2 separate regions of the Homo sapiens genome follow, and region 2 is linked to region 1. A link is an interaction called in ENCODE POLR2A ChIA-PET data of the cell type or tissue named here. Cell type or tissue: Panc1. All regions are shown on one strand. Each heading gives the region's core, and the rest is flanking DNA. Links, peaks and the distances in the headings are about the cores only.

Region 1 (17,007 bases), core at 4,494-8,493:
ATGTTAGTAATGTTGCTATAGAAATTTATTTGTTTATAAAAATTTGTGTGAGCATACCTAAATTAAATGTTTTAGATTTTATTTTAACTTTTTTTAGACTTATAGAAAAACTGCAATAATTCCAATTTACTCCTTACCCAAATTCCCCTAGTGTTAGCATCTTACATAACTATGGTACATTTATCAAAACTAAGAATTTTATATGGATGTACTACTACTGATTATAGACTTTATTTGAAGTTCCCCAGTTTCGCCACTAATGTCTTTTTTGATCCAGAACTCAGTCCTGGGTACCACATTTCATTTAGTTGTCATGTCTCTTTAGTCTCCTCTGATCTATGACAGTTTCTTAGCCTTTTCTCACCTTTTATTACCTTGACACATTAAAGAATAGTGGTCAAGTATTTAGTAGAATGTCCCTCAATTGGGTTTACCTGATTTTTTAAATGGTTAGCATGAGGATATTAATTTTGTGAAAAAATATAATGGAAGTGATGTGTCCTTTTTAGTGATAACAAGCCAAGATGATAAATATCTGCAGTAAAGCTATGCACTAATTGTCAATCATAAAGCGTTTTGTGATATATATATCAGAGATACATGATATATAGCAGTATATCTTAGGACAGGTGATGTTAATCTTGATCCCTTGGTTAAGGTGGTGCCTGCCAGGTTTCTTAATAAAAATGAAGTAATTATTTTTAGCTTTTTAAACTCTAGTCATTAGCAATGAGCCACTAAGTCCCAAATAAGATTATTTGTCACAGTCAAAATTTTAATGAGAATTAGCAACAAAGTGTTTAAGATTTTAATTTAGTGACAGGAGCAGCTGTTTTGTGTTGCTAAAGACAGATCCGCAGGCATTGATAACATGCAGGTTGAGGAGAGGGATCAAAACTTTCAGTGAAACTAGAGGAGCCAATCACTTGGTTAAGGTGGCGCCTGCCAGGTTTCTTAATAAAAATGAAGTCATTATTTTTCTCTTTTTAAATGCAAGTCATTCGCAATGAGCTTTTTTGTTTTTAGCCTCCTAGTATCAAGTCAAAACCCTGTACCCCTCTTACTTTTGGCAGCTTCTTTCTTTCCTAATACCACCATTGCTAATCACAAGTCTACTGGTTACTAACTCTGTGGTATTGGACAAATTTCAATTACCATTGCACTTACTCCAAAACAAGGATGAATGTCTAGCAAGGATTAAAAGGTAAACATGAAATCATAATTCGTCTTTAGTGGGAAGATATAACATCCTCTTTCATAATGACAAATTTTGGTATTCTGGTAGTAATCTGTTCTGGTTATTGTGTTCGCTTTAATTCTCACAAGTATTTTGCATGAGAAACCATTAAAGAAATATGAGATACTTATATCCATCTTTATTTGGAATCTATAATTAGAAATTACTTTATGCTAGAGAAATACAGATATAATAAAAATATAATACATGACAAAAATTCCATATTCTTTTACTAAGTACCCAAGGAACTTGGAGAAATTATGTTTTAGGAAATCAGGAAGTAATCTGTATTAACCTAGATATAATAATTTGGAATTATAGAGCAAAATTAATATAACTATATATAAGATTTTTGGAACTAATAATATTTGTTCTTTAGCAATGGCACTTGACAATGTTTAAATAGCTAACAATTAAAAATGAAATTTAATTTGCCCAAGAAAATCTTATTTGCCCAAAAGGATTAGCATAATTTCTGGTATCTGAGAAATTTTCATAATGTAAAATTTTAAAAGATAAGATTATTAAATAATAAGAAACTGATTTTTCTCAATTTCCATAAAAATGTCATATGGCAAAATTTATGTGCATCAGTACAACTTTGTAGACTCTTAAATAGCACAAATTTATACCAGGTATAGAATATCGTATCTCTGAATTGAGGCAAAATTACTGCCTTCCACAAGAAAGAGATAACACATTTGTATTTTCACTAACATGTCGCAGTAACCAAAGCTTAGGTTTCTATGGAAGCAGGAACATTAATCTGCTAGGTACTGAATAGTAAACCAATTGCCTTATTGTGTTATAGCCGAGATGACAAATATCTGCAGTAAAGCTATGCATTAATTGTCAATCATAAAACATTTTGTGAATAAGCATTTTGGTCAATGTACTAATCTATATCCTAGGGAATACAAAAATCAATAAGACACTCCATTTGTCTACACATAGAATTGCAATACAAGCTTGAAATTGGTGGGGGCCTAATTAACATTTTTGAAAGGCTGCAAGTAAAAGGCAATTTTAAAACTGTATTACACTTCAGTGAAATTAGCAACAAACACAAGCTTAGTGGCCTATTAGGAAAAGGACTTACCCTTGATCTAAGATGCCATTTTTGAATCAAATCATAGACATTTCAATATCAGCACATTGGTGGGCGGGGATGCGACTTAGAAAACATTACAGTAAATACACACAAACACTTTGTTCTCTATCTAATAACAACATGATTTTTTCATATTATCCTAAACCATCTCCTTGTTTAACATCACAAAGTTTATATTTTCTTCATAGTTAAAGTATGTATAAAGATTTTTTTAAATTTACCTCGGCCACTGGGAAGTATGCATATTTAGCATCGCTGGCACATATTGCTTTTCATAACATGATTTTAACCACTAGTACCTTTAGGATTGTTCACAGAATATCCAAGCACAGCAAATAATACAGAGTATTTTTTTGCATTTCTTATTTAGCAGAATCTATCATTTTGTTTTTCCTCTAATTTACTTTAGCATTTCTTGAAGTTAAACAGCTTTTCTGAGAGTTAGCCAGAAGCTTTTGACAGGTACTTTTTAATAACTTAAAATGGTGAGAAAGTTTTTGATTTGTTCTGAGATAATTGTCAATTTTAACTGCCTCAGATTTCTCAGTGTCAAAACAAAGTTGAGTTTTGTCTATTTGTAGGCTTATTTCTGAGCTGTACTTCTGAATTGGTTCTGTAATACAATTGACTATTGCTTTACAAGACGTCTAAATATGGTAATTCTTCCAGTAATGAATATTTACTTCATTTATAGTCAATATATTTGATAAATCTAGGTTCATTTTTCTGCATATGGAAAACTTTTTATTTCAAAGATAGCATATGTGAGTTAATAAATGTCAGAAAAATAAAACAAGAAAGAGGAAGACTTTCTATTGTTCCCTTATACAAAGTCCATTACACACACATATTTTTAAGGAATGATGTGGCTAAGCTTATGCAAAGACAGGTAAATTTGTTGTTCCAGCCAAATGAGTGCATGCATCCAGATGGGGACCCTAAATTATATGAGCAGACTTGGCAACAGTGTTCTGAATAGCTACCTGCACTGGACTGGGGTGCTCATTCTCACAAAAAGAAACTCCATAGAATCTAAATCACTTCCACTAAATCTATAGCCAAAAACCTCAGAAGAAAGACTTGTTGCCTTTGAAGAGGCCATTTCTATTTTTAAGCCTTATTGCTTTTTAAATTATAAAAGCAATAATCTTCATTATAATAAATTCCTACAACACAGAATAAAACGTTAAAAACTCTCATTCCTTTCTTATCAGTCTCTTACCTCAAGGAGGATCACAGTTGGGCATCTTTTAAGGTATTAGTGTATGCAAACATTCTCAATGTGTACACATTCTCACATACATTATGGATTATATCATGTATGTCCATCAGGCTTATTACGTAAAGATCTACCTCATTTTTTGATATTGTTGCAGAATATTTAATTACACAGACATACCATTATTTATTTTACAATTCCCCTATTGTAGATTGTATAGACTGATTCATTTTCTATTTCCTATAACAAACCATGCTGTCATAAAGACTTCTATATAGAAATCTTTGCAAATATGTATTATATTACTATAGGATTCTTAGAGGTAAAGTTTGCTACAAAGAATTGCACATTTACTATTTTGATAAATAATGCCCAAATTGTTTACAAAAACAAGATCGTGTGTATTGATAATCCTTACCAATGTATGCATGATTTTGTATACCTTCACAGATTCCAGTTATTATTAATATATTTATTCTGATTGTATTTATGCATTTAGATATTTAATTACCTGAAATTTATTTCTTATATGGTGTAAGGTGGGACTCAGAATAGTTTTTATTTTCCCAAGTGAACGTCAAGGCCCAGAATTATTTATGCATTGTTAGTCCTTTTTCCAGCAATTGTATTCTCAAATATAGTTTATGTGTTATTAGTGTTCTTAAATGCAAACAGCAAAATCTGCTTCGGCTAGTCTCTACATTAAAGGAATTTGTTTGTGGATGTTAGATAGCTCACAGAATCATTGAGTTGCTGAAGAACAGATTAGAACCAAGCTTCCAGTACACTTTCTGAACCACCATGCACCACAAGCCCAAATAGCAGCCACAACCAACTCAGAACAATGCTGTATCAGCCACACTCAAGTCACCAAAAATAGAAACCTGTTTATTCACATAGGTCAGGTCTGACACAAAGTTTCATGTAGGTTTATTTTATTGTAGGACACTGGCTCATATGCTTGTCCTATAGCTACAATGAAGACTAAAAATACCATATTTCATTAAATCTAAGATGTTATCAATTGTAAGACGCACAATATCTTATGTACCACTAATAAAAATAAAACATTGATCATTTAACTCTGAGACAATGCTTTCAATTAGAATTTTTATTTTCTAATTATTGAAAAGGAGAATATTTGGGTTTATTCAGACAGATTTTTATTACATATTCTTCGGCATATCCAAAAAGGAAATTATAGGCAAAATGATCTGGCTAAGCTTTTCTAAAAGTGGATAGTCCTAGTTTCAAACACAGAAACAGAGGCAATGAAATATTCCCTAAGGAACTTTCTAGGAACATATATAGAAACTTTAAGAGTGACTAGGAGCACTTCATCCAAAGTCACACACTTGAAAATAGGATTCTATCCAAGTAGGGGAAAGAACAGAAAAGTTCCTGGCTGTCTATACCCACTTTTCCAGTCATTCTGTTAGAAATGGCTTATATTGTGTCAATATTCCGTTAAGGGGCAATAACAAAAATTGCTCTCTTCAGACTATGGAAAGAGCTTTATTCAGAATATGGAAAGAAATAATAATTTGGGGATACATCCAGGAGTCTAAATTAGGGCACCACTCATAAGAGGGCTGCCCCTTTTGACTCAGACAACCTTCTAATACAGAAAGTACAGAATTTCACATTTGTAAGCTCTTGGTGAAAAGATTGCGTGAGAAAAAAAGAGCCTTTTATAGATACTAAAAGGTCTACTGAATACAGCATGTGTATGAAAATGGAAAGAAAATGCTCAAGAAGGAAATTGATCAAGTAAATATCCATGAATACCTCTGGGCTGATACTGAGATGGGGGAAAGATGGAGAAGGTTTGATGAGAAACTTTCCTTTTTATTTATTTAATTTGTGTTTGGATTTTTTTTTTTTGCAATGAAAAAGAATCATAATCCGTTCTGTAGCTAAAATATTAATTAACCTTTCTTTAAGGATGTAGATTAGTATTATCAGTGTGTCAGCTGGGGCCTTCCTGCCCCATGAAATCTAGGTATGCTTACCATAAAATGCCAATTCCATGGCTTAAGGAATTGTAATGACTAGATTTCAGGAATATACGCTTCCATAATCTCATGTGCTTCTTTCTCTCCTTATGTGTGATCTGTATTACACTAGGGGGGCTGAGATGAATAGCTCAGTAACTCCTAGGTTCCCTCTGAAGATCCATTCATATAAAAACTGTGAGGACAACACAAAGCTTTATGAAGAGTTCATATGGGAAGTAAGGGAGGAGTGGACATCACCCAATCTAAAAATGCTTATGTATGGTTATGTTTTCCAGGATGCTTTTAGTTGCTCTTCTACTCCAATTTTCACTCTCTCCATATAGCTTCAAGGCTCCTTAAATTCTTTCTCCCTTTCAAATTCCCAATTACCATACTTCTATTGGCCTTTGTTATTTAGCTCCTACTGCCAATTTCCATACGTAAACATTTCAAGGTGTTTTGCAAAACGAAGCAATGAATTTACAGTGATGTTATTCTTAAAGGTGCCAATTATTATTATCTGTAAAGTTATTACTTCTTCCTTTGAAAGAATATATATATACAAATATATATATATTTGTATTTCTTAAACCTTTTCTGATTCAAGGCCCATTACCTCTAGTGTACTTGCAATTTTCTTGTTTGGTGCTTTCCACCTAACCCATAGAGTATCATTTATCCCCTTCCCCAAGGTTTTAACTACACTGGCCTCTACTCCAGCTGGTTCATGAAGGAGCTTTGCTCCTTGTATATTTCAGTATCCAGGCTGATTCATGCTTCCGTGAACTCTCATTCTCCAGTTGCCTCTACTCTTAAAGCGACTGTTCAGTTTTGTTCTGTGGGGAATGCCAAAGCCATTTTCCTCTCTTCTTTATCTCAAATTATCTTCATTTGCTATGATAATTTATGCAATCACCCAGGGCCCTTAGATATGGTGTGCATCCATAAAATATTCTGCACCAAATTGCCTCTGCAGTGACCTACCACAACCAAACCAAATTTTTCAAACTTAATTCAGTAACAACTGCTTGTATGGTTCATTGCAATTGTCTGTGATTTTAAAGTACATGCAGGGGACTATTCAGAAAAGCATAATCTACAATTATTTTAAAAATCCTGATATAAAACTGAATAAAACCAAATGTCAACCAATATAAACATCATCTGCAATTTAAAAAAACTGAAATTGAATAAAACCAAATGTCAATCAATACTGGAATGAATATATATATATATGATACAGTAGAATATTGTACAGTGGAATTTGTACAGTGGAATTTTTACAGTGGAGGAATAAATGATTGTGAACTATATGCAGAGAACTGAATGAATATTGAGTATAATATTGAGTGGAAAAATAAGATGTACATGGTTACTCATTGTATAATTTCATTTATATAAAGTTCAAAAGCATCCAAGTTCAGAAAAACCAAAAACTTAGTACAAATATATGTGGTAGTGTTGCAGGAAAGGGGTCCCAATCTAGACCCCAACAGAGGATTCTTGGATCTAATGCAAGAAAGAATTTAGGGCAACTCCACAGGGTCAAGTGAAAGCAAATTTATTAGAAAAGTAAAGGAATAAAAGAATGGCTACTCCCTAGGCAGAGCAGCCCCAAGGTCTGCTGGTTGCCCATTTTTATAGTTATTTCTTGTTGATGTGCTAAACAAGGGGTGGGTTATTCATGCCTCCCCTTTTTAGACCATATAGAGTAACTTCCTGACATTGCCTTGGCATTTGTAAACTGTCATGGTGCTGGTGGGAGTGTAGCAATGAGGATGACCAGAGGTCACTCTCATGGCCATCTTGGTTTTGGTGTTTTGGCCGGCTTCTTCACTGCAGCCTGTTTCATCAGCAAGGTCTTTATGACCTGTATTTTGTGTCAACCTCCTATGTCATCTTGTGACTTAGAATGCCTTAACCGTCTGGTAATGTAGCCCGGTAGGTCTTAGCCTCATTTTACCTAACTCTTATTCAAGATGGAGTTGCTCTGGTTCACATGCCTCTGACAGTAGGACTGTAAATAAAAATAGGGGGACAATAAATCCTCAATTGTTTATCTCTAAAGGGATGTAAGTGGATAGGATTGGGGGAGGAATACTCAGGGATAAGCTCAGCTGTCACCGGACATCAAAGGCATTCGTAATAATTTTCTTCTTAAACTTGTTGGTAGTCATGTTTTTGTATCTTCATTCTTTATGCCTTACATAAAGTTATACCTACTTCATATACATTCATATGTCTCAATATATACTACAATATGCTATGTTAATATAATTGTGAAATTGGTTTTAATGTTTGTATTAGTCAGTTCATACACTGCTAATAAAGACATATTAAAGACTCGGTAATTTATAAAGAAAAAGAGGTTTAATGAATTCACAGTTCCACGTGACTAGGGAGGCTTCTCAATCATGGCAGAAGGCAAAGGAGGAGAAAGACACGTCTTACATGGCAGCAGGCAAGAGGGTGTGTGCAGGGGAGCTCCCCTTTATAAAACCATCAGATCATCAGACTTATTCACTATCACGAGAACTCATGGGAAATACTTGCCTCCATGATTGAATTACCTCCCACTGGGTCCCTCCCACAATACTTGGGAATTATGGGAGCTACAGTTCAAGATGAGATTTGGGTGGGGACACAGCCAAACCATATCAATGTTTGAAACATTTTGTTTGGAATGTGTTTGGGGAATAGGTTCACTATGTCCCACGGATAAATAAAGTGACAGGAGAGAGGTACAAAATACTGGAGCAGGAAACCAATTTTACTGATATTTTCAGTGAAATAATCTGTTTTTTGTTTTGTAATTTTAGAAAGAGAAACTCTTGTTAGTTAACTATGCCAGTTGCAGACTAATACAAGAGACTAATGAGGTAAGGTATATTGATGCTGAGAAATTTCCAAGAGATTAGGCACACATAGATGAGAACACTGCATGAAAGGAGCCACTTGAAATACACTGGGGACTGGATTCCAGAAATAGGATGAATGGCACAAGATAAAGGCAGTGGAGTTTCATCCTGGACATTTCTGTGAAGCAGCAAGATTTTTACAATATCTTCCTCAATTTTCCAGGAGAGTCAAGTCTGACAATTAAGAACAAGTGTTTGAGGAGAAACTGGCAATCAATTAAAGAGGCTGAAAACAACTGTGCAACCTTCAAACAAGCTCTCAGATTGTATCTCTCAGGAGAGGCACCTTCACACCAACACATGTGTCCATGATTTTCCAGTGGGCTCAATCATTACCAACTAAATGCCAACCCCCAGAAAGGACACCTCACTTTTACACACTTCTGTTGGCCAAGGCAAGTCAAATAGCAATACCTAACATTAAGAGAGCAGGGCTGGGTGCAGCGGCTCACGCCTGTAATCCTAGTACTTTGGGAGGCCAAGGCGGGTGGATTGCCTGAGTTCAGGAGTTCGATATCAGCCTGGGGAACATGGTGAAACCTCATCTCTACTAAAAATACAAAAAATTAGCTGGGCGTAGCAGCGTGCACCTGTAATCCCAGTTACTTGGGAGGCTGAGAGAGGAGAATCGCTTGAATCCGGGAGGCAGAGGTTGCGGTGAGCTGAGATCGCACCATTGCATTCCAGCCTGGGTGACAAAGCCAGACTCCATCTCAAAACAAAACAAAACAAAACAAAAAAAACAGGTCAGCAAAATTCTTCAAAAGTAAAAAGTATTTGCACAGGCACACACAGCAGTAATGTCTACAACCCAGACCAGGTACCAAAAAGCACTTCATTGGCCGGGCGCGGTGGCTCACACCTGTAATCCCAGCACTTTGGGAGGCCAAGATGGGCAGATCACGAGGTCAGGAAATTGAGACCATCCTGGCTAACATGGTGAAACCCCATCTCTAATAAAAATACAAAAAAATTAGCTGGGCGTGGTGGCAGGCGCCTGTAGTCCCAGCTACTTGGGAGGCTGAGGGAGGAGAATGGTGTGAACCTGAGAGGCGGAGCTTGTAGTGAGCCAAGATCACGCCCCTGCACTCCAGCCTGGGTGACAGAGCAAGACTCCATCTCAAAAAAAAAAAAAAAAAAAAAAGCACTTCATTTTACATTGCAGTTTACCAACTTATAAATGTTTCTGCAAGAAAACAAAAACGATCAAAATATCCAAAAAACCAATCAGTTCCAAATTTTTTAAAAAATTATTATTATACTTTATGATTCAGGGTACATGTGCACAACGTGCAGGTTTGTTACATATGTATACATGTGCCATGTTGGTGTGCTGCACCCATTAACTCGTCATTTAGCATTAGGTATATCTCCTAATGCTATTCCTCCCCCCTCCCCCTACCCCACACCAGTCCCGGGTGTGTGATGTTCCCCTTCCTGTGTCCATGTGTTCTCATTGTTCAATTCCCACCTATGAGTGAGAACATGCGGTGTTTGGTTTTTTACTGGGTGTATACCCAAGGATTATAAATCATGCTGCTATAAAGACACATGCACACATGTTTATTGCGGCACTATTCACAATAGCAAAGACTTGGAACCAACCCAAATGTCCAACAATGATAGACTGGATTAAGAAAATGTGGCACATATATACCATGGAATACTATGCAGCCATAAAAAATTATGAGTTCATGTTCTTTGTAGGGACATGGATGAAGCTGGAAACCATCATTCTCAGCAAACTATCGCAAGTTCCAAATTTTAAAATAGCTATTGTAAACTCAGATAATGTTAAAAAAATCCTTTACATATGTATACATGTGCCATGCTGGTGTGCTGCACCCATTAATTCGTCATTTAGCATTAGGTATATCTCCTAATGCTATCCCTCCCCCCTCCCCCCACTCCACAACAGTCCCCAGAGTGTGATGTTCCCCTTCCTGTGTCCATGTGTTCTCATTGTTCAGTTCCCACCTATGAGTGAGAATATGTGGTGTTTGGTTTTTTGTTCTTGTGATAGTTTACTGAGAATGATGCTTTCCAATTTCATCCATGTCCTACAAAGGACATGAACTCATCATTTTTTATGGCTGCCTAGTATTCCATGGTGTATATGTGCCACATTTTCTTAATCCAGTCTATCATTGGTGAACACTTGGGTTGGTTCCAAGTCTTTGCTGTTGTGAATAGTGCCGCAATAAACATACGTGTGCATGTGTCTTTATAGCAGCATGATTTATAGTCCTTTGGGTATGTACCCAGTAATGGGATGGCTGGGTCAAATGGTATTTCTAGTTCTAGATCCCTGAGGAATCGCCACACTGACTTCCACAATGGTTGAACTAGTTTACAGTCCCACCAACAGTGTCAAAGTGTTCCTATTTCTCCACATCCTCTCCAGCACCTGTTGTTTCCTGACTTTTTAATGATTGCCATTCTAACTGGTGTGAGATGGTATCTCATTGTGGTTTTGATATGCATTTCTCTGATGGCCAGTGATGGTGAGCATTTTTTCATGTGTTGTTTGGCAGCACACCAGCATGGCACATGTATACATATGTAACTAACCTGCACATTGTGCTCATGTACCCTAAAACTTAAAGTATAATAATAATTAAAAAAAAAGAACTCCAATTGTACTAAATACTTTTGTGCATTTTTCTGTATCTGTCACTAATTTTTGGATCCTTTGTACCTGTTTATTTCTTATTTTACTTCAAATCATTTTCTTTCCTCTCTTTGATGTATTTTACAAAATATTTTAAGTCTAATTTATGTTTCTATTAATTTTCTCCATGGTAAATGATTTTCAGCATTTTCTCATGTAGTTATTGTTCTTTGTATATCTTCCTTTGTGACTTGTCTTTTGCCCTTTTTAAAAAAATGTGTTGTCTTTTTATTAAAGTTTAATAATCTTTAAAAAAATGTGTTGACTGGATCAACTACTAAATCAATGTACAGAATATACATTTCTGAAATGAAAGCTCCTCTATTATGGAAACCCCTGTGCACATTTCACAATGTAGAATATTTTAATTGTTCAATGATATAAAGAATTTAAGTGAATCATTTAAAATAATGAATAATAAAATGTGTTTGATTATTTTCTAAAAAAAAAATCCTTTATAATATGTCTGCCTCCATCCACTTATTAGAATAAACGAAATTAATCTAAGCCCAATTGGAAAAGAAAAAAAAATTACTCATTATATGAGCATTCATCACCCAGCTCCCAGGGAGTTTATGGTCTCACGCAGCATATAGCAAAACACAGCTTTTGGCCATTAGAGAGCTTCCCCAATGGAGGAAAAGATAAACCTCCCATATATCATTTCAACAGACTCTTTGTAGGTCACAGCCTGCTTGGTTAAAAAAATAAGGAAAATATGTTAGGAAAGAGAAAAATGTGTGGGAAATCGCAGAATATTATTTAAAGCAGAAGAGCAGCAGATTAATTTTGAACAGTTTTGACTGAATTATTTCTCCATTTATCTGTAGTTAGAAATGTTAATCAGCTTTTAAAAATTAAACAGCTGTCAATCTTGTAAAAGGAAAATTGTGGCTTTTCTACAGCTGTGAGAAAAAAATTACGGGAACATTTAGCTGAAAGAGATGTTAGCTTCCATTTTACACTTTTTCTTTAAAAATTCCACCTTAGACCGGGCTAGGTCAGATATATTTGCATAATTTTTCTCTATTTTTTACTAGCTATTTGATTTCTCTAACCCATAAATGCCCATGGCTATGTTGGTGAAAAAATCCCATTACCAGTGATTTTCAAAAGATTTATATATTTAAGCATAGTTGTAAAAAAATTATATTCCTGGATGTCATCTCTAAACATAGTGACTCATAGACTCTCATGTAGGATCTAGCAACTCCCATTTTAAACCAGAGCCCTGGTGGTTCTGCAGTCAGAGGTCTAACTATCACCCTTTGAGAAACACTATTACAAAGTGATCAACTGTCTAGATCGATCAATTCAAGTATTTTTTTTTTTTTGCAACCTCCTTTGGATTTTCTTTAAGCTATGTGCAAAGAAGGAAAGGCAATGATGGTTAAACAATGTAAAGTTAGGAACAGCTGCCCATTTAACACTGCTACTGATCATTTACATGCACTTTTTGAATTGAACCCTGCTTAAGGTTAATAGTCAAAGCACTTACAGAAAGACACACAAGGTTTGGAAGTAAAAACGGATCAAGTAGTTTTACAGACTCTTAAAACTGGAAGGGATCTGAAAAGGGGTGACCTAACTCTTTATTTTTTAGGTAAGAAAACCAACATCCTAAGATGTTAAATGACTTAGTTGGACCAGTTGACCTTGAGCTGGGATTGGTATCTGTGTTTTTTTCCCTCCAGTACTTCATTCTTTTTTCTGCAGGAAATGCTGGTCATCTCTAAAGCTCAAGTTTCAGTCTGATATACCGTCAGTATTGAACAATATCTATTGATGGCCTTCCCTCTGTGAAGTTGTTCACAGTTTTTAGTATGCATGCAGTCACAGTTCTCTGCCATATTGAGAAAAGCCATGCAAAACAGGCACTCTTTCTATTGATCACCTTTTTGATATTTGTCACCTTTTCCCAGAAGTTGTCCCCATCCAGGTAGTAAACAGCAAGTCACATAAACGTTGGTCTCTAGGTACCCATTTATTAATTTATTCAGCTCAATAATAAATGAATTTTTTAATTTACTCAGTTATAATTTATTGAGCAGTTACTATGTGCTAGTATCATATAGGCACCAGGAATACTATGGTTATCAAAGGAAAAAAGAAAAAAAATATTCACCCTCATGTAGTGGAATAGAGTTTTACGGAGAACATTTAAAAGCCTGCAAGAGTAGGTGCATGAGTCACCTGCATTTTTATTTTTGTTAACTTTATTTAACATTTTCAGGCTCAAATCCACCACATACCAAAGGAAATATAAGACTGAAGAAAAAGAAAGACTGCACCATGGGATTGAGGTTTAACCTATGTTGTCATGATTGCTCCGTTTCACTTCTATCCCGTCTGGACTTTGTAGTCTATAGTCTTAATTCAAATCCACAATATCTGCTAGTACAGCCTCAAATTTTGAGTTCCCAACCAAGGGGTTTCTGACTTCTGGAGGCTCCAGAATTATCATATGTAGTTTTTGAATCCATACGTGCACCAAGATTGGTCTGTAGCCCGAATACGTAATGTTTCTTGATTGTGTACCTATTGTTAATTATTATACGTACATAAGTGCCATTATCTTTGTTAAGGTATAGATTCATTAGGAAGTTTTACCTAATTTCAGAGGTTTTCATTGGTGAGGGTATGTATATTCCTAATCAATTGTCACACATACACATAAGCGCACAATAATTATATGGCAGGCAGCACAATTTCATGACTTTCAAATAGAATCCTTACAAAATGGTGTAACCATTGCGTTCAGTTAAAACCCTGAACTTGGTTCCTTCTATGCCTAAACCTATGCTATTAATGATGCTCTTCCTTCTTGCTTAGACTCCTAGACTTAACTGTATTCTACCATCTGATGTCACTTATGCCTTGGGATGCCTTCTATTAGCTTTGTCCTCATCTATGTAAGACATTTTCAGCAGAATCACACAGCACTTATAGCATCTGTAAGCAAATGGAACTCTGGTGCAAGAAAGTAGATGATCAGGAAACTGGCTGGTTACTATTTCTGGTGACACTCAAAGGAAGTTGTGACAGCCAACTGTGTTTCTATAGCACTGATTTTTTCCTGAAATTATTAACATTTGCTGTCCTGTGACCTTTATCAAACTAGCAGTGAGTTCCACCATGAATAAAACACAAATATAACTCCTGTGGAGAGACAAGATAAACAAGATATTGGAACTGATTTCAAAAAGCTTAGTCTTTGGGGGCACTAAAGTGGGAAAGACCAGTTACAAAGCAGAAATAGATGCAAAGAGATGGTAATTGGGCCTTGAAGGAGGGAGAGCATTTTGACAGGCACCTACATAGGTAAAACACATCCCTGCTAGTGGGGACAGTATGGACCTAGAGAAGTGCAATAGTATGTCAGGAAATGGCTATTGATCCAGGTTGATTAGAACATAATGATATGATAATTTTCTAAATGATTTGTTTGCATTCTAAAATCTGTAAAGTGATTAGTTTTTGTGTGTGTGGGATGAGGGCAGAGTGAAAGAGAGAAGGAGAAACAGCCGACATTATTCTTTTCCTCTGATAAGTAACCATAACAAACTGTAAAATTTAATCTTATTTATTCTCAGGTGAATCCTTTAGTGAAAAGACAAGAAAGTAAAATCATGTCAAAGCAGACAGCAGGAGGGAGGAAGGGGAAAGGAGAGAAACGGAATGGCGTGAGAGGGCTAGATGACTGTGATGTGCTTAAAAAGAACGACCCAACTGCTGGGGTTGGTGCGATCCTATTTGATTAACTTGGCATAAAACAGCTACTTAGGAATTGGCAAGCACACAAAGGAAGACAAAAGAGGAGAGGGACCTGGTTTTAAAATACAGTCAGCTCAGAAACTCCCAAGAAATCACTTAATGTATTCAAGCAAGTAGGATGTAATTTGCCTAAGAATACCACGTATAAACACCATGTCCGTTGGTGATAATATGTAACATATGTTCAGGAGAAATACATTGCTCCTAATTAGAATGACTATTAGAGAAATGAAAATCAGCTTGCCTGAGGAATTTATTCCATCCCATAGATGTTATTGCTTGGGACGCCTATCTCTGAAAAACACTTTAGTTATGACAGAGTATGGCCCTCTTATTTTTCAATTTATTTTTGACATTATTTTTAAAAGAATTTCTGAAATCAGAAAATGAATTGCCTTTTCTTTTTTTGCCAAGAACAAGCTGCATTGCAGTAGGTTCTAGAGAAATCTACTTAAAATGCACAAGTCAGAAGGAATGTTTCTCCAAATCAAGATAATGAGCTCTGAGAAATATAAAATAATAAATTTGAATGTATTATTCCCTTATGTAGGAAGATGTCTTTCAGTGGAGATAACATAATCTGTACAGATATATTAATAATGTGCTTACGGATCTGTGCCAGGTCATCGAGTTAGAGTTTGGGTTATTTTTGTTGATACACTTCATTAATTATCTAGTATTCCCTTGATTTAAGAGATTATGGTAAACAAAGCTGGGTGCAGTGGTGCACGCCTGTAGTCTCAGGTACTCAGGAGGCTGAGGTGGGAGGATCACCTGAGCCCAAGAGGTAAGCCTTGGCAACGTAGTGAAACCTCGTCTCTAAAAAATAAAATAAAAATGTTATGGTAAACAGGGGCCGGGCGCGGTGGCTCACGCCTGTAATCCCAGCACTTTGGGAGGCCGAGGCGGGCAGATCACGAGGTCAGGAGATCAAGACCATCCTGGCTAACACAGTGAAACTCTGTCTCTACTAAAAATACAAAAAAATTAACCGGGTGTGGTGGCAGGCGCCTGAAGTCCCAGCTACCCGGGAGGCTGAGGCAGGAGAATGGCGTGAACCCGGGAGGCGGAGCTTGTAGTGAGCCAAGATTGCGCCACTGCACTCCAGCCTGGGCGACAGAGCGAGACTCCGTCTCAAAAAACAAACAAACAAACAAATAAAACATGGTAAACAAAATCCCAACTTAGACATTTTTCAAAAAATTCTGTATATTTGAATGACAGAACTTATTACTCTCTACCCAAAAAACCAAGCCTTCTTTTGAAGCATTTAAATAATAATTTACTTGAAAAAATCCATTTTCACCTAATTTTCAGGAATCTATCTGGTAATCTTAAATATGGCAACAGAAACTAAGGGAGAAGTTTGGACTCTATAGTACATAAATTATAGCAGCATGAGGTTGTAGTTGTGCAGGAGCAGAATTTATATTGAATAGATATATGGATAGACTGAAATTCTCTAGCAATGGCTATATGCTCATTTTGAGCAATTTGTACAATAAACTGGAAAATGAACCAGAACAATTTGGAGATACTTTCTCTGTCCACATTGAACAAACTGCTTGGCATGGAGCCAATCACCTAACTTTTCTGCATCTCACTTTACTCACCTGCAAATAATGAGGTTTGAACAAATGCTTGCCATTAAAAGCTTTAAAAATGCAGATTAAGTCCCACCCAGACCTACTGAAATCGAATTCGTTTTTAACAAGACCTCTGGGTGAATTCCATGTGCATTCAAGTTTGCAAATCACCGACCTAGATTGTCTTTACATTACCCAGAGTTATACTTTTGAGGTTCATCCCCTGTTCTGTAAACTCTCCTTTCTGTAAAAAGTTTGAAGTCTGACAACTTGGGTTGAAATTTTGCCTCTAGCAGTTAGTTGCTTAGGGTCTCTGGATAACTGACTCATTTTCCTTAATCACAGTTTTTTAATTGATCAACATTGTCTATCAGTGTGGTCCTTGCACATTTACTGTGTTGATTAATGTATGTCAAGTTTCTGGAACATAGTTGATGCTTAATAATTGGTAGCTATAATTATTGTTACTATTCTTATCTTTACAACCCTGAATT
Region 2 (17,007 bases), core at 7,758-11,757, 220 kb before region 1:
CACATATCCAGCCTCATGTCCTAAACATACCTCTTCATTTTTTATTCGTGTTCTCACTCATTCATTTAGCATTTATTGGCTGTCTGCTATGTACTAGGCATTTTGCTAGCGACTAGAGATACAATAAAAATAAAAGAAGGACTCTTTCCTCGTGTAGCTCTCAGCTACTTTCTCCCTTTGCTTTTTTCAGTTATCAGATTCAAATTTCAGAGTCACCTTTGAGTCCTTCTGCTGTTCATTCCTCCTACCAATCAAGCAATTGTTCTACTCTGTATATGAACTTGAGCTCAGAAGCATCTTTCATTATCATGACCTCTTTTTCATGCCCACAGTCAATACCCTCTTTGGACTTTTGTTTTTCCCCTGGGATTATTCTATGACAGCTTCTGAAGTGATGCTTTCTTCAACATGCTCTCACACACAGTTCTGATTTATCTCACACAGAGCTATAAAACAAATAATCTGAAAACACAGTTTGGTCATAGTAGTCTCCTGCTCAAACTAGTCAATAGCTTCCCACTGAATAAGAAACAAACCTCCTTGACTGGCATTCAAAGCCATCTCCCAATGTATTAAGTTGAACTGAATGAAATTTTCTAATTTTATAATTCAAAAAAGATGAATATTAGCCATTTCGTATGATACAACTTTATCTTCTAAGAGTCCTGTTTTTCTGCTTTATACTCTAGAATATGAATGAGATCAGTCTGTGCTTTCCCAGCATGTTCACTTCCTTTGATTCCTTTGCTAATGTTTGTTCTTTCTGGAGCTCCTCCATACGTTGTCTCCCCCTTGAATACTTCTATTCATCCCCAAGTTCCGCCTCAGAAAACTCATACTCTATGAAGTATTTCCTGTTGAGTCCCATTCCAATGATTAGAATTCATGCCCTGTAATGAAGTCCCTTAATAAATTATCCATAATATGTTATATATACACCATGGAATACTACACAGCCATAAAAAGAATGAAATCATGTCCTTTGCAGCAACATGGATACAGCTGGATCCATTATCTTAAGCAAATTAATGCAGGAACAGAAAACCAAATACCGCATATTCTCACTTATAAGTGGGAGCTAAACACTCGGTAATTGTGGACATAAAGATGGCAACAATAGACACTGGGGACTACTAAAGCGCAGAGGGAAGGAAGGAGGAGTTGAAAATGAACTATTGAGTACTATCCTCAGTACCTGGGTGACAGGATCATTCATACCCCAAACCTCAGCATCATACAATATACCCAGGTAACAAACCTTCATGTACTCTCTGAATCTAAAATAAAATCTGAAAAAAAAAAAATCATTTATGTCTCTCTTACGGTACCAGTGAGCCTTGGTACTACTTCCTCATCTTATTTTGCTGACTCCAACTGAGCTCCGGAAATGTTCTCCTGTAAATACTCCTTTGCAAGTAGAGAATCTTAATACATATTTGTGTAATTGTTAGTATCTTCAGTGATTTTTCCAAGTTAGTTGTCCTTGAGGTTGAATTGGTATTTTTACTCTGCCCATGGCCCTGTTGCCTGCTTGTTTCTTTATTTTGGTCACTTGAACATTCTTCTGCCATTATTTCACTTTAAAAAGAAAAAAAAAACCCAAACCTTGCAAGTTATAACATCAGTTATGCTATTTAGCACTTGGATTCTCTAATTTTCTTATATAGATTATGCAATTCAAAATAACATTTCACTATAATTACATGGAAAATGCTTTATGAATACATTTATTTTAAAACTTCCTAATTTATCTTTGACATTCATCCTTGAAGAATAAAGTCCTTCAAGTTAAATATAAAAATTAAAATACAATAGAGCTTGAATATTAGTTAAGTATTTGAGGACATATTCACTTCTACCATAGATAAATAGATAGATAGGATAGACAGATAGATAGATAGATAGATAGATAGATAGATAGATAGACAGACAGACAGATGGATAGATAGATAGATAGAGATATTTTGATTTATACTTGCAGATAAATCAAGATATTTGCAAGCATACTGTTTTAACCTTATTGCATGGAACATCAAGACAATGACTAGGTACCAAAAATCTGCTAGAAAAAAATGTGGTAAAATTTAGTGTTTAATATGAAGGACTTTGAGGCCAGACTTGGGTTTGCCCAACTGTAGTCTCAATTCATTTATCTGTAAAATGGAGACCACACTTATCTCCCAGGATTACAGGGAGAGCTAAAGGAGATAATATATGTTAAGGACTTAGGATACTGTCCGTCACATTGTTAATAACAAAAAATTATACTTTTAATAATGAAAATAAATGACAGCAAGAAAGAATAACATTCTCTAAAGCCATGTGATTCTAGAAGTTTCTTGATAGATTCCTTAAATATACAGAAAATATTCTATCTATCTATCTATCTATCTATCTATCTATCTATCTATCTATCATCTATCTATCTATCTATCCTTAAATGCTTTGTTGCTCATTATGGACTGGTAAGTATGACATCATTTCTCATATTACATTTATAGAAAGGGGATGGGGGGAAAGGCCTCCTCCCCTTTGCTGCAGCAAAATCTTGGCCAAAGACATGAAAAGCAATAAACAATGTCAAGCCTGGGAGTAGTATTTAGGAAGCGTCCATAAGCAAAGCTCAGGCTGCAGTTTGGCATATTTCCCCCAGCTGATGAAAGTGAAAGGGGACATTTCAAGAATTCTTTCCGTTTTAATCTAAAACCAGAAAAATCCTATTCCGTACAGCCTAAAGAAATTTCTATACATGGTTTGTCACTTTTATATCCAGTGTAATGATCTAATTATTATTTATTAGAAACATGTAATGAATATTTTGGGTAACTAAAAAAAAAATGACCAGATGTCTGTTTCACAGTGTATAATTTTAAGAAAGGCAAGAACAAAAAAGTAATAGGGGAAAATGCTGACAAATTCATTTATTTGTGAAATAATTAAATAAATATTTATTGAATTCCTACTGTGACCCAGGCACTATACTATGTGTTAAAAATGTAAGTGAAAAAAATGAGTGAAATCAGTAAAGGAATTAACTCACCACAATATTGACTAGAAAAACCATGATATAGGTCCCAGAATTTGACTCTAGTAGTCAAATTCTGTTCTGCTTTAATCACCCAACCTACTATTTTAATAAACTCATTTTTTATTATATGCATTTTGTCAGCATACCGCTAGATGAATTTTTAACTGGTCCTCCAAAATTTAGATGCCAGAGGCCTGTTGGTGAGATTGTATGCCCCTTCTCCAATATCCAGACAAATCATAACAGAACTTATTAGTTCCTATTGACAACGCATTGGAGTCATTTTTTAGCAGTTAAATAATTTCACCCTTTTCCAATTCATACACATATCCTAAAGTTCAAAATTAATATAATGAGTTGCTGAATGAGTCTGAAGATTAGGAAATAGATCTTCATGTGAAATATATGCTCTCTGGATTTAATCAGATGGGCAAATACCAAATAGATTTTTTTTCCACCAAACATAAATATTTTCACTTACTTTGAGTGAAATCTAAAAAGAGAGAATGGTCTCAAGAGTTTTACAATATCTAGGTGAAATAATCCTGTTTGGGGGATTTCATACACGATTCCACTGAGTAATTTCTGAAGAAGAAGTGCAATATAATTTTATGTGTCTCAAGACTAGTATTAGCTTTTGTTCAATATCTGAAATAATGCAATTTCCTTTCTCAGACCACACTAATTTATTTTAACGAATTCATTCTCCTGTTCAAAAATCTTTATGTGATGCTGCCTACACTCTAGAAGGCTGAGGACAGTGTCATCTACCCCTTCCCTCTCTCTCTCACAATAATTACCCACAGCAGCAAGGCTCTTAAGAAGTGCTTGTGGAATGAATAAATTAAGGTTCTCATGATTATACATTGCAGATATTAACAAAGGACAATGTATTACTCTCCTTCACCTGCTACAAATATTCACACTCACAGGTGTACACTCACATACTTATAATATTTCAGTGTCAGTAGTTGGACATTATTTTCAGGTATATTTTTCAAAAATTAAATTTATTGTGTAAAATGCTTCGGACTGACAGTCTTGAGAGGAAATATTATACATAGATCCCAAGGAAAGGCTTAAAAGGTATTACTGATTTTCTTCTCAGCAGGGCAGAAAATGTCTTCCATTTTTTAAAGGCAAATTACAAATATAGGTTTTATTGATATTAACAGGTATTAAAGTTAAAGACGGTCTTAAAGAAAAGGTAATATCCATAATTGCCATCTCAAATCAATATATATCCTGATGCTGAATTTCAAAATTAATGTTTTTCATGTAAGGCATGAGGCCCAGGATCAAGTGGATTCAAGTGCATTCATGGCAAGATGAAGGATTACTTTCTTATGCTGTCAATTCCAAATAAAGCAAATGTAAAATAACTTCTTTTAAGAACTAACAACCTCGGCCTTTAAATATGTCCATTTTAAAGACTGAAATGTCAATAAAGAAGTTACAATATTTTATTTGTAAAGCCAACAATACTGAGTCATTCCTGGGCTTTCGTCTCTAGCACCCATTCTACCTGGGAAGGGCAAGGCATTTCATTTAACCATTTTAATAAATCACTTAGCAGGATTTGTTCAGATAAAATCATTACTTAGCATATTTCTCTTAAATTCAAATTAATGAATTTTCATTTAGATGGAGAATTTTGGACTTTAAAAAAAACATTACAATGATAAAATCTCCAAATAAGCCAAACATGTTGATATTTGTTAATAACTTGCAACATAGGCAAAAGACACAATTCTTTAGTCATCCTCTAATCAAAACAACCTTAGATAATAGAAGTATCTGCATAGAAAATGGTATATGCAATAGACAATGATCAACTTAAGCTTAAGGATAAAAGACCAATCATAGATAAATTAATTTAAATAAAAACATTCCAATTCTCCCCTGATTTTCCCTCATTAAAACATCCAAACAAAACATGTGGTACCTTTTAATTTTCTGAATGAGTAGCTCCCAATCAATGCTTCCTCGGTTAGAGACAAGCTGAAGAATCTACCGAAACAAAACAAAAGAAACATATATATATATATATATGGATTTGTTAACTAAATATCAAAAATTATAACTCACCAGTAAGCAAATGCATTCTTTATACTCAAATAATAAATCTATGCCTGGAGGTCTGTAGCACAAAAAAAATGCAGTACTTGAATATTTAGGAAGCTCAATAATGAATTTTAAAAGATCTTTACTCTGAGATTACATAAAGCACATCCTATGAAAAACGAATTGAAAATGAAACGAAATAAAATTAAAAGCCCCAAACCATTACCAGCGCATATGCAGCAATACCACTCAAGTCTAGCCTTTGAGAACTGCTGCAGAATCCTTCTCCGGGAGCATTATCCCCACAGGCTGGCTCTCTGGCTCTCTAGCTCCAGACAGACGCAGTCTGCAAGCCACCAGCTCGTGTCTGTGTGTGCCGGGGAAAGGGAAGCTGCAAATTAGAAGTCCCCGCAGTGGCGAACAGGAAAATAAGGCGAGTGGGAGAGAGGGAGAGAGCTCACTAGTCTCAGAATTTTCGAGAATGATGACAAGCCACTCAGCTCCGCCATCATTCACTGACAATAGGATGCAGCCCTCACTTACGATTTAGCGGTTTGCCATAGGGGCTTCTGGTACCAAATGCCTGACAGGCATTTTAATTGCCTCCATCCAAGTGTGTCCCCAGGAGTCGAGTCTATCAGCCTATGAATGTCATCATCTGGTCTCCTTTGTGTTAATGCCAGACACACACACACACACGCACGCACGCACGCACACACACACACCGCTTAAATAGAGAAACAGTTTTCAGGCATATAGGATTACAAACAAGTTAAGCTACACAAACTGGACATGACTAAATACTAGTTTATGGGAATTTTTATTATCTGCATTAAGGACATCAGAGATTTGTTGATGTTTTGTCATTGGCAGATAATTACAATATTTTTAACTATCGCATATTGCTTATTTATATTCCAAAATAAATATCTTCATTAAAGAAATGCATATATTTATGTATATTTTCCTACAGAAAATTCAATACCCTTTTAACAGTTATAATTATGCACTTGGCCATGTTTTCCTTACAAGAGAAAAAGAAAAAAAAAAAACAGAGAATTAGAAAACCAGGGCCGATATGTGATTTCTGGGGGCAATCTATTTACATACAAAAGCAAAAGGAGGTGGCAACCAGCTTGGTCCTGGGGCTTTTCAGTCCCTGAGGGCCCAGGCAGAGAATTCAATCTTTGGCATAATCTGTATCCCCTCCATGTTAGCAACTGAAATTAGCAGTTGAATATCCCTATTTTACAGTGCCCTTGTGTAGGGAGGTTAAGTGTGGAATAATTTCCTGCATTTATTTCCTGGGGAAAAGGGAAGGAGAAAAATGTCAATAAATAAGTTAATTTTTACAGCATTGTTAGCAACCTGAACCAGTGAATGGAGCAAAATTCGATGAGAACCAAAAAGGCCAGCTGTGAAGAAGGTTGCTGGGAAGAAGCATCACCATGGTTACTGGAAACAGAAAGTCAAGAAAAAAAAAATATGATGGCAGAGAAGAGAGAATGAGACTACAGGGAAGGAAATTGAGAGACAGATGATATGTTTCTTTTTTTTTTTTTCCTTCTTGAAAGAATCGCCTCCATCAGTTTTATACTGTATTTTGAATTAAGATAAATTTGCATTCTCCTTGAGCCACCTTTCTGCCCCATTTTTTAATCACTAGCTAATTTTGCTTTCATAAATATTCAAACTACAGTTCTTTTGTATGAGATCAATTCTGCTACCCCTTGCCTCTATCCAAATACTGGCTTCATGGAACCACTTAGCCTAGTCCACATCCTTTGTTTCATAGGTGAGAAAGCTGAGGCCCAAAGAATATGACCAAGGTCACAAAACCCAGGCACCCGCAGCGTTTCCTGATTCAATCCTCTGCCTTTCTTCTCTCACCAAGTGACTTTCTTTCCCTGCTCTCTTTTGTTCTGTTTGCAAGCAATACAGATTCCAGAAACATCCTTTGTCTTTGATTTTTTAAACCTTCTTGTATTTGCTACAGCAGTGATGTATGTCCCTCTTTAAAATGCATTGCAATCATTCTGAAGACTTTTGCAAATATCTGTGCTGGATTGTATTTGAGGTCTGAGGAATCTGGGGTAATTATGTCACTGCTTTTCTTTCATTTCCAGTCTGGCAATCAGATAAATCAAGCATGATTGCCCTTTTGTGAACCTATCTTGTTGAGCCTGAACTTCATCATTACATACTAGGCACTCTTATCATTACTGGCCTCATTATTTCTGCAAGCATAAAACTGGGTAATCAAATTGAGTCGGTCTCCCAAGGCACCTTCTAGGTATAGACAAGTTAAACTTTCCTGGGTTACCAAAAACAATGAAGCTGGAAAATGGAAAGCCCAGGTAAAATTAAAAATTACAATAATAATGATAATAATTCATTCCAAAACAACCACTGGAGGGCGCAAAATTTCTTAAAATCTTTCTAAACTACTCAGTAAATGTGGCTAGAATTTTGACCTTCATATTTTACTGTTTTTATTTTCTTTCCAAACTGTTCTTTCAATATTCAGTTTATATGATTCAATGCTTTTGGATTAACTCATCTATAGATAGGGTCATACTGCTTTTTTTGATGTCTAAAAGACAGTTGCTGCCACCATCATCATCCTCTCTCCCCAGTATGTAGCTATAAAATGAATAAATCACATTTTGAAAATGTATGACTACCACAGGTAATAATCACAAGAGATTTCAGGTTTTAGTGAATCCTACATACTGGTTAGAATTCTTCCCCCGACCCGCAAAAAAAAAAATGCCCCTTTAAATATAATCTCCCTGTTAAATGTCTATTTTTCTTCAGTGATTTTGGATAATGAGGTGATTTTTCAAAGTGAATGCTTTATTTTAATGTATTGTCTTCTGTTCACTTCTGAACATAAAAAATGATGCCTAAGACTTATGTCTGGGAACATGAATCATATTCTATCATGAAAGCACATAACAGGGTCCTGGTCAGTCTAAAAAAATAGCACAGCTTCCAAAAACATTTAATACTCTCTGGAGGTCATTTAATATTTAGGGATACCTAGTTCAGTACATGAGAATGAGTTGGTACACTCTTTTTCTTTTCTTTTTTTCCCAATTGTTTCCAACATGGAGTAAGTACCATATGTGAAACATAATTACTGCCCTTAGGTATGTCATATTCTAAGAATACAAGACAACCGACAATTGAGATACTTCTGTGAATTTTTAGATTTTTCATATTTATGCCCAAAAGCCTAAACTGATGCTTGCCTTACCCTTCTTCTGTCTGACAGTATTTTAGACCTTGGATTACCACCATTCATCCATTCAATCAATTGTGATGGCACACATACATATTTTTCAGACTCTTTACAGGTTCTGGGAATGGAAAAAAAGTGGGAAACAGGATTTCCTTTTCAAGACACTTCATTTAATAAATTAGTTAACAGAAGGCCAGGCATGGTGGTTCATGCCTGTAATCTCAGCACTTTGGGAGGCTGAGGTGGGTGGATCACCTGAGGTCAGGAGTTTGAAACCAGCCTGGCCATAGTGAAACCCCATCTCTACTAAAAAAAAAAATACAAAAATTAGCTGGGTGTGGTGGTGCATGCCTGTAGTCCCAGCTACTTGGGAAGCTGAGGCAGGAGAATCTCTTGAACCCAAGAGGTGGAGGTTGCAGTGAGCCGAGATCGCACCACTGCACTCCAGCCTGGGCGACAGAGCAAGACTTCGTCTCTCAAAATAATAAATAAATAAATAAATTAGCAGAAACCTAACTTCACACTTCCTTTTCTCACTTTGATGAGATACTATGACTCCACCCCTCTGTCATATCTGCTTCATTGTAGATGCCTGATCTTTAAGAATCTGATTTAGCTATACTCCCAAATTTAGTTAATTCACCCCTGTGCCTCTTCTGAAATAACTTTGATTTCATTCCCTAAATATATTGGTCTGCGTATTTGTGTATGACTACCTAAACTCTCCAGGAATGAATAATGGAGACTTATCTTCCTTACCTCCTTAAAGCCTTTGCTCATAGATCATCTTCCAACCAGGGCTTTCCTAACTACCATAATGAAAGTTGCAACCATGCCCTTTCCATGGCTTTTCATTCCCTGCTGCATTTTACTTTTTTCCATAGCACTTATCATAGCATAAACTTTTCTTATTTACTTCTAACTTCACCCCGCTAGTTCCACGAGGGCAGTCATTTTTACATGTTTGGGACACTGGTATCCAAAGCACCTAAAACAGTGCCTGGAGCGTACTGGCACTCAAACATGTTTTTTAAATGACTGAATATGAAAAATCACACTAGTGGATGAATTGGAATGTCTAAACACAAGAGAAGTTTTTGTATTCCATATTGTCTTCCCTATTCTATATATTCAGTCTTTCTTAAAAATATTGCCTTTTATTTGTAAGCGACTCCTTGCCACATATATATGTATTTTTTTTTTTTTTTTTTTTTTTTTTGAGATGGAGTCTCACTGTTGCCCAGGCTGGAGTGCAGTGGCGCGATCTCGGCTCACTGCAAGCTCCACCTCCCGGGTTCACGCCATTCTCCTGCCTCAGCCTCCCGAGTAGCTGGGACTACAGGCACCCGCCATCACGCCCGGCTAGTTTTCTGAATTTTTAGTAGAGACGGGGTTTCACTGTGTTAGCCAGGATGGTCTCGATCTTCTGACCTCGTGATCCGCCCGCCTTGGCCTCCCAAAGTGCTGGGATTACATGCATGAGCCAGCGCACCCGGCCTTCCTTGCCATATATTTTGTAATCAATATGTTTTATAATTTCTATTATAGGATGTAAATTTATTTTAAATAGAGACTTGTCTCCTACTCTCTTTGAATTCTGCAAAGTACCTAGCATGGGGCTATCAGCTTTTAAATGCTCAGAAAGAGTTTGTTTGATAAATCATGCCTTCTCTTGGTATTAAAATGTGCTAAATTATAATTTTTAGATTTTTAAAATAAAATTTGACAAATTAATGCTGCCTCATGGCCAAAATATTTTGGAATGACCTTTGTAGAGATATGACTACACTTACTAAAATTTGTACTTTCAAAAATTTATAATAGAAATAATACTTATGCTTTCCCCTAGTATTCTTGAGTTTGTTATTCTAAATCAAATAGGCAGATGTGTAAGTATTTTACAAATTATCATGATATCCAAAATCACTGAACACTGTTTTGCCTTATTTACTATAGATGACATTTTCTCTTCCAACAAAGTTGGTCCACACAAAAATATATTTTGGTCAAAAAAGACAAAAAGTGTCATAATCAGCACATTAGTCTTAGATATACAAAATGATAAAATTATATTACTTTTTACCTACAAAATGCCAATTTCAAATGGTTCAACCTAATACCTAGAGAAGCTATACATGGATGCGGGATTGGGTAGCGTGAGTTGTACAAAATGACTCCCATGTTTATTGCAGCATTATTCACAATAGCTAAGATATGTAAACAATCTAAGTGTCTGTAGATGGATGAATGGATAAAGAAACCATAATCTCTGTGTCTGTGTGTGTGTGTGTGTGTGTGTGTGTGTATCTATACTATGCAGCTCTAAAAAAGAACAGGATCTTGCCATTTGCCACAATGTAGATTAGCCCGGAGGACATTATGCTAAGTGTAGTACATTAGACACAGAAAGAAAAACATTGCATGATCTCACTTATTTGTGAGATATAAATAACAATAATAATAAAAATTCAATGATACAGACAGTGAACAAAACTGTGGTTACCAGTGACAGGGCTGGGGGACAGTTTGGCAGTGGCAGGGAATGAGGAGATGTAGGTTAGAGTATACCAAATAGCATCATGTAGAATGAGCAAGTCTAGAGATCGAATGTACCATGAGAATCATAGGTAATAACATTGTACTGTACAAAAACCAAATAAACATCACATGGTACCCCATAAATGTATACAATTATGATTTGTCAGTCAAAAATATTAATAATAAAACTTTTAAAAAATGTGGTATATTCATAGAATATTGTTTGGCAATAAAAAAGTGAAGTGCTGACATGTCACAACACAAATGAACCTAAAAGCCATTATACTCAGTGAAAGAAGGTGGTTACAAAAGGCCATATATTTTATAATTCCATTTATATGAAATACCTAGGATAGTCAAATCCATAAAAATGGAAAGTATATTAATGGCTGCCAGAGGCTTGGGGCAGAGGGTAATGGAGAGTGACAACTAATGCGTAGGGCCTTCTTTCTGGGGTAATGAAAATGTTCTGAAATTAAGTAATGGTTATGAGTGCATAACTCTATGAATATATTAAAAACCACTGAATTGCTGAATTGTATACGAGTGAATTTCATGCCACATGAATTATATCTCAATAACTCAGTAAAAAATAAAGTAATAAGGGGCTGGGCACAGCGGCTCATGCCTGTAATCCTAGCACTTTGGGAGGCTGAGGTGGGTGGATCACCTGAGGTCAGGAGTTCGAAACCAGCCTGGCCAACATGGGGAAACCCTGTCTCTACTAAAAATACAAAAATTAGCTGGGTGTGGTGGCTCACACCTGTAATCCCAGCTACTCAGGAGGCTAAGGCAGGAGAATTGCTTGAACCCAGGAGGCGGAGGTTGTGGTGAGCCGAGATCGTGCCACTGCACTCCAGCCTGGGCAATAGAGTAAGACTCCTCAAAAAAAAAAAAAAAACAGAAAAAGAAAAATAAAGAAAAGAAAAAAAAAGAAAGATAAAAAAGTAATAAAAAGGTCCCAGTCTCTAGGCAGCAAGTCTTTGAATTCCATGGCCACTAATTAAAATATGACAAGTTTATAATTCAATCCATGGCACCTTCCAGATTATTACAAATTGTTAGAAGCATGGCTCCAAAAGCTATTCATTTTTTTGAGGCCATGAGACTCTGATTCATGTGGGAATCTGAAAATCTTCTAGAAGTGTTTCTTGAATTCTTTAACAAATTCAATTGCAGATCTGCAGATCTCCATTTTTAAAAATTTCTTTTACATGGACAAATGGATTAACATGGTATTATAAATGAAAGATATGTGCTCTAGTGGATCCCTGATTTATGTGATAAAGAACAACTGGTCAGGAGTTGAAAGACAATCACTAAGCATCTAAAGGATAAATATATGTAAATCACTCTCATGGCTGTCTTTTGTTTTTCATAGAAAACTATAAAAAGTATTAACTATACACCATCAACGAAGCTGAGTTACTAGTTATAAAAACATCTGTATGTTGAGAAACTCATGCAAATAATTCTGACAGCAAACAATGGACAAATTTATTACTGAGGAACAAAATTTCTCCTGAAAAAGTAGAATCCTTGAATCACTTGACTCCTGCCACAAGTTTTGTTATGATTAAAAAATGGACTAGATTTGTTAGCTTGTTGTCTATTTGATATTTCATTTAAGTTTACTAGGTATTCTATGCCACTGAGCTCTGGGCTATTAACTTACTTAAAATTTGAAAATAATATTGATATTATACAAGCCCAAAGTCCTATAACTATCTGCCTTACTTTATATGTATTTTAACTATGCCTTATACATAAAACCCAGTAAGAAATATTTAAACAAAATATTTAGTATCTCCACTGAACTTGGATGAAAAACAAATTACAAAATAAAGTATATTTATAAAAAGCAAAGAGCATATTGAGATACGCGTTGCATGTGGTCATCTTTGACATAGTCACTGTGATATTAATTAGAGTTGTACTGCAATGAGAAGGATGAATTTATTCCAACCAAGTAGGGTGAAGAGTAAGACAAGATAACTAGAAATCACTTTCCAATTGCTCTTGAATCAGGCTTTAATACTTCTGAGTTATGATGAACAGAGTTTAGCTTGACTATTTCATTTAGAATCTTAGTATGATGATTTTTTTAAAAAATCACTTATATTCTTATCCAAATGTATGTACATAATACATTTCAAATTATTTTTGGATTATGCACCATCTTGAACCTCCGAGATATTCATATTTCACTGACAAATTTTGCACAATTCTAAAAGTAATAAATTCTCGTTTTTCTTTATTCCATCAGTGCTTTTATTTCACTTATCAAGGTAAAGCCAATGGGATGGTATAAATGGAGAGAGAGAAAGAAAGACAGGTTATTCTTATTGTCAGCATTCAAAGTCTGACTGCAATTTAATAAAAACACTTGCTTAAAAGCCATATTTAGATTTCATATGACATTACCACCTAAGCTCATGAAATAACTATACTCAAAGTTCTAGTCTTCTCACATACTTTTACTAAAGTAAAATAAACCAAACTTCTTTTTAAAAACAATGTCACATGAACTATAATTATGAAAAATAATTGCTACTTCAATTCCTGAAGTCATAATCTCATTACACTTTAAGAACTATGTTGGGAATTAAAAGCTCTCAAGAGGTTGAAAGGAAAACTATAATAGTTGAACAACTAAGACTCTCATACATTGCTGGTGAGAGCTTAAATTAATACAACCACTTTGGAAAACTGTTTGGCAATATCTAGTGAAAGTAAATACTAAACTAAATATATGGAATAATATATGAACTTCCAGAGCAGATAAAACTAATATTCAGAGAAAGAAATCGGAATACTGTTTACCTCTGTAGAAAGTAGTATGAGAGACTGTATTGACTTGGAAGATGTACAATGTCTTCTTGACCTGAGTGGCAGTGACATGGGGTAGAGGGCACTCTATTAATGTAATGTACCTTCATAATAAAAATTGTAATAAATATTATGGTGCCATTGTTTTAGAAGTTCTTCATTCATAAGTTTTAGGATCTATAGTGAATATTATGCAAAAGGGTTCTTGTATAAGCATATATTTTACACACATACCATGTAACCATGGCTGTGTAAATAAAGACTATATGATTATGTGTATATTAAATAAACAAATTGTAAGGGCACATTCTCCTTAGTAGGGAGAGTATGTTTTACATTGGCTTTTAGTAAATAAATGGCAACTGTAAAGTAAAAGCACATGAAATGAGAAATGGAAGTAAAATTTGTATTTTAGGAATATGGCAACAAGTGAAAGTATTTGTGTGAAGCAGCCCTTACAGAACTACGCTATTATGACAAAAGAATGGACAGCTAAGATGCTTCCCGTATCATCCTTTTCACAAAAATCCATTACCCATTGAGGCCTATCGTAATCGTAAGTTTATTTCAGGAATCACTGATTTCTTCTCTTCCAACCCAAATCTTACATTTCCTTTTAGGTTCATTTAAAATTGTGCCTTTTTCATAATGGCTTCCAAAATTCCCACAAGCACATAATGTCATAAAGCTCTTTCCTTTCTCAGAATCGCCAACATATAAATCAAAAAACAAAAACCATCATTATACTATAATGCCTGTTATTAGATACGGGCTTGGTCCATTTTTCAGTAATTTACATTCAGTTATTTATTCTAATATTTGCGAATTTGAAAAGCATATGACATGATTCTGATAAAATGATTAAGAACCTATAAAGTGCCAGTCTTTTTGAGTACATTATTTTATTCAACAATTCTGAGAGTCATGTGCCTCCATTTTACAGTTGAGGAAATAGGCCTAATTAGGTTTAGTAAAGTGCCCAGGGGAACACAGCTGGTAAGTGGTAGAGCAGAAATTCAATCCCTGGACTTCTCAGCTAATTAGTTTGTAATTCAGCCTAACACTTAGAAGGTATCAGAAGAGGAAGAGATAAACATAGAACTAAGAATTTTCCATTTACACTTACAAGATAGCAGAAAGGGAAGAGATAAATTAAACACAGAATTAAGAATTTTCTATTTTTCCAGGAGAGGGAGTTTAGACAGACTACTTGTTATGTAAGTAGGCTGTGCATAAAACAGATAAGATTAAAAATATAGATTTTTACTGTCAGAATTATTTCAGATTCCATCAGTTCATATTTAAATAATATATATGTATAAACAAGCATTCCTGGAGGTGAGGAAAACATCTTAATTTTAATTACTATCTATCTGGTTTAATCTTGGCAGAGGATATAGAATATATGAGTGCAATATAGGCTCATGGGTTTTTAAAGAACTTTGCTGTTTGACAATTTGGGCTTATTATGATTGTTTTGAAACATCTTGTTGAAATTAACTCCTATCTTAGAAGTACAGATGATAATAGTAAAGTACGTATCTTAACACAATCACTACCCTTATTTTATTCTATCAAGTTAGAAATCATCAAACATCATGGTGAATCTTAAACGTTACATGAGAAAACACCATATCATGTTATGTAATCTATGTCCATTAAAAAAGTTAACACATTTTTAATAGTTAAATTTTGGTGTGGACACTTTTTCATTTCAGACAATTCTATTCTTTCCATGAAGTTTTCCCTCAGATATTGCCTTCTCAAGCAGGCTTCACCTGACCATCCTATTCAATACTGCAATCTGTAATTCCTACTCCCAATCCCCCTTACTCCATTTTGCTATCATCTTCTAATGTGCCACATAATTAATTTACTTGTTATGTTTATCCTTTATTGTCTTTCCCCATTCACTTGTAAGCTTCATGAAGGCAAGACTCTGCCTGTTTTGTTCATGAATGTATCCCAAATACCTAGAACTAGGTCTGGTATATAACTGGTGCACAATAAATATTCAATAAATATTCATTCATGCATGCATGAACACTGAAACACTGAAATTAAAACATTAAAGCTCATATAAGAAGCATAAATTACCTTCCTAAAAGTCTTAGGGCTAAAAGTTTCAGAAATCATGAGATAAAACATGTAGTGTAAGTGTTTCATTTATTTTGGGTCTTGGTTAGCTATTTGAATATACAAATTTTAGATTTTTCATCTTTGGCACATTTATAGGGAGTTTGAGTAACCCCTCTTCCTTTACTTCAAGTTTTAAAAAGTATTTACTTATTTTTTTATTTCTACAAAAATTATTCTAGCAGTTTTTCTTATCTACTTGTGAATCCTTAGTTATAACTAGTAAATTTATTTTTATCTTACATATAACCTAAGTGTTAAGACAAACCGTATTCACTGTAGGTACAACTACCCTATAGGCAAACAATATTTGCAAGAGAAATGGGCAAACCATGAAGGAAAATTAAGAGAATTAGTGCGGAAGATTTTTTACTAAATAAAATTTTTATTTAGCAGCCAACCAGTCAAGCAGAACCATCTTCTAGAGTCATTAATTTCTTGGCTGATCTTCTTGAAAGCAGGAAATGAACCTTCATTTAATCAAATTCTCCACAAGTGGGGCCATTACAATTTCATGAAAGACTGAAATCAAATCAAATGCTACAAAATCAAATGCTACATTTCATGACAGTAGATCTAAATACCTGATTTGTTTTTGAAAACTACTAAAAGGAGCTATTTTGTTGACTGCTTTCTAAGCACTGAAGATTAATATATCTCAATATTTTAAACCTCTCTTGTTCCTTCAGTCTTCAGCAACTTCACTGAATTGGAGAGCCAGCAGAACTTAAGAGGTCAGCTAGTGCCAATCCATTTAAATTTAGTAATCTTTAACCTTAACATGACCAGATTATTCTGAAGAAGCTTAAATTCTGCATGATCCTATAGCTTTTATTTTCAGTATCTAATATTCCCAGTTCAAATAATATGTCTACTTTGATGGTTTAATAAATACAATATCATAAGTGGAATGATTTCTGAAAATGCATATATTTATTTTGTGAATAACTGAAATCCATATTCCAAAAATTTATGAAATCCAGACTTATTCTCTTGGCTGTTGAGGGGACAGTGTACCCTAGGGTGATGGTCACCAGGAATTACATATGTAATTTCTTAGTCTCTCCTCTTCCTCTAGTCCTTGTACCAAGGTTACAATAGAGATGAGAAGAGAGAATTAATTATCTATGCAGGTATTTATTTATAGATATTTCAATAAAACAGAACT

What was found. Peaks named below come from ENCODE experiments on the same cell type or tissue, not always from the same donor. Only the 100,000 strongest peaks of a DNase experiment are listed, where the experiment ranks them.
Region 2: POLR2A ChIA-PET joins it to region 1 with 8 read pairs; 2 of 35 experiments call an interaction of 5 or more read pairs at or near these places.

The regions. Positions count from the first base shown.
Region 1 is chr2:209,346,596-209,363,602 of GRCh38, reverse strand. No RefSeq gene overlaps it. Among named protein-coding and RNA genes, the nearest start is that of MAP2, 69 kb to the left of the region's middle. In Panc1, for the core only: no CTCF peak of the experiment used is centred there; no DNase peak of the experiment used is centred there; H3K27ac peaks cover 1,657 bases.
Region 2 is chr2:209,568,067-209,585,073 of GRCh38, reverse strand. It overlaps MAP2 (microtubule associated protein 2), which reads right to left. Exons shown (of 16, transcript NM_001375505.1): 3 at 4,974-5,038. Among named protein-coding and RNA genes, the nearest start is that of MAP2, 150 kb to the right of the region's middle. In Panc1, for the core only: no CTCF peak of the experiment used is centred there; no DNase peak of the experiment used is centred there.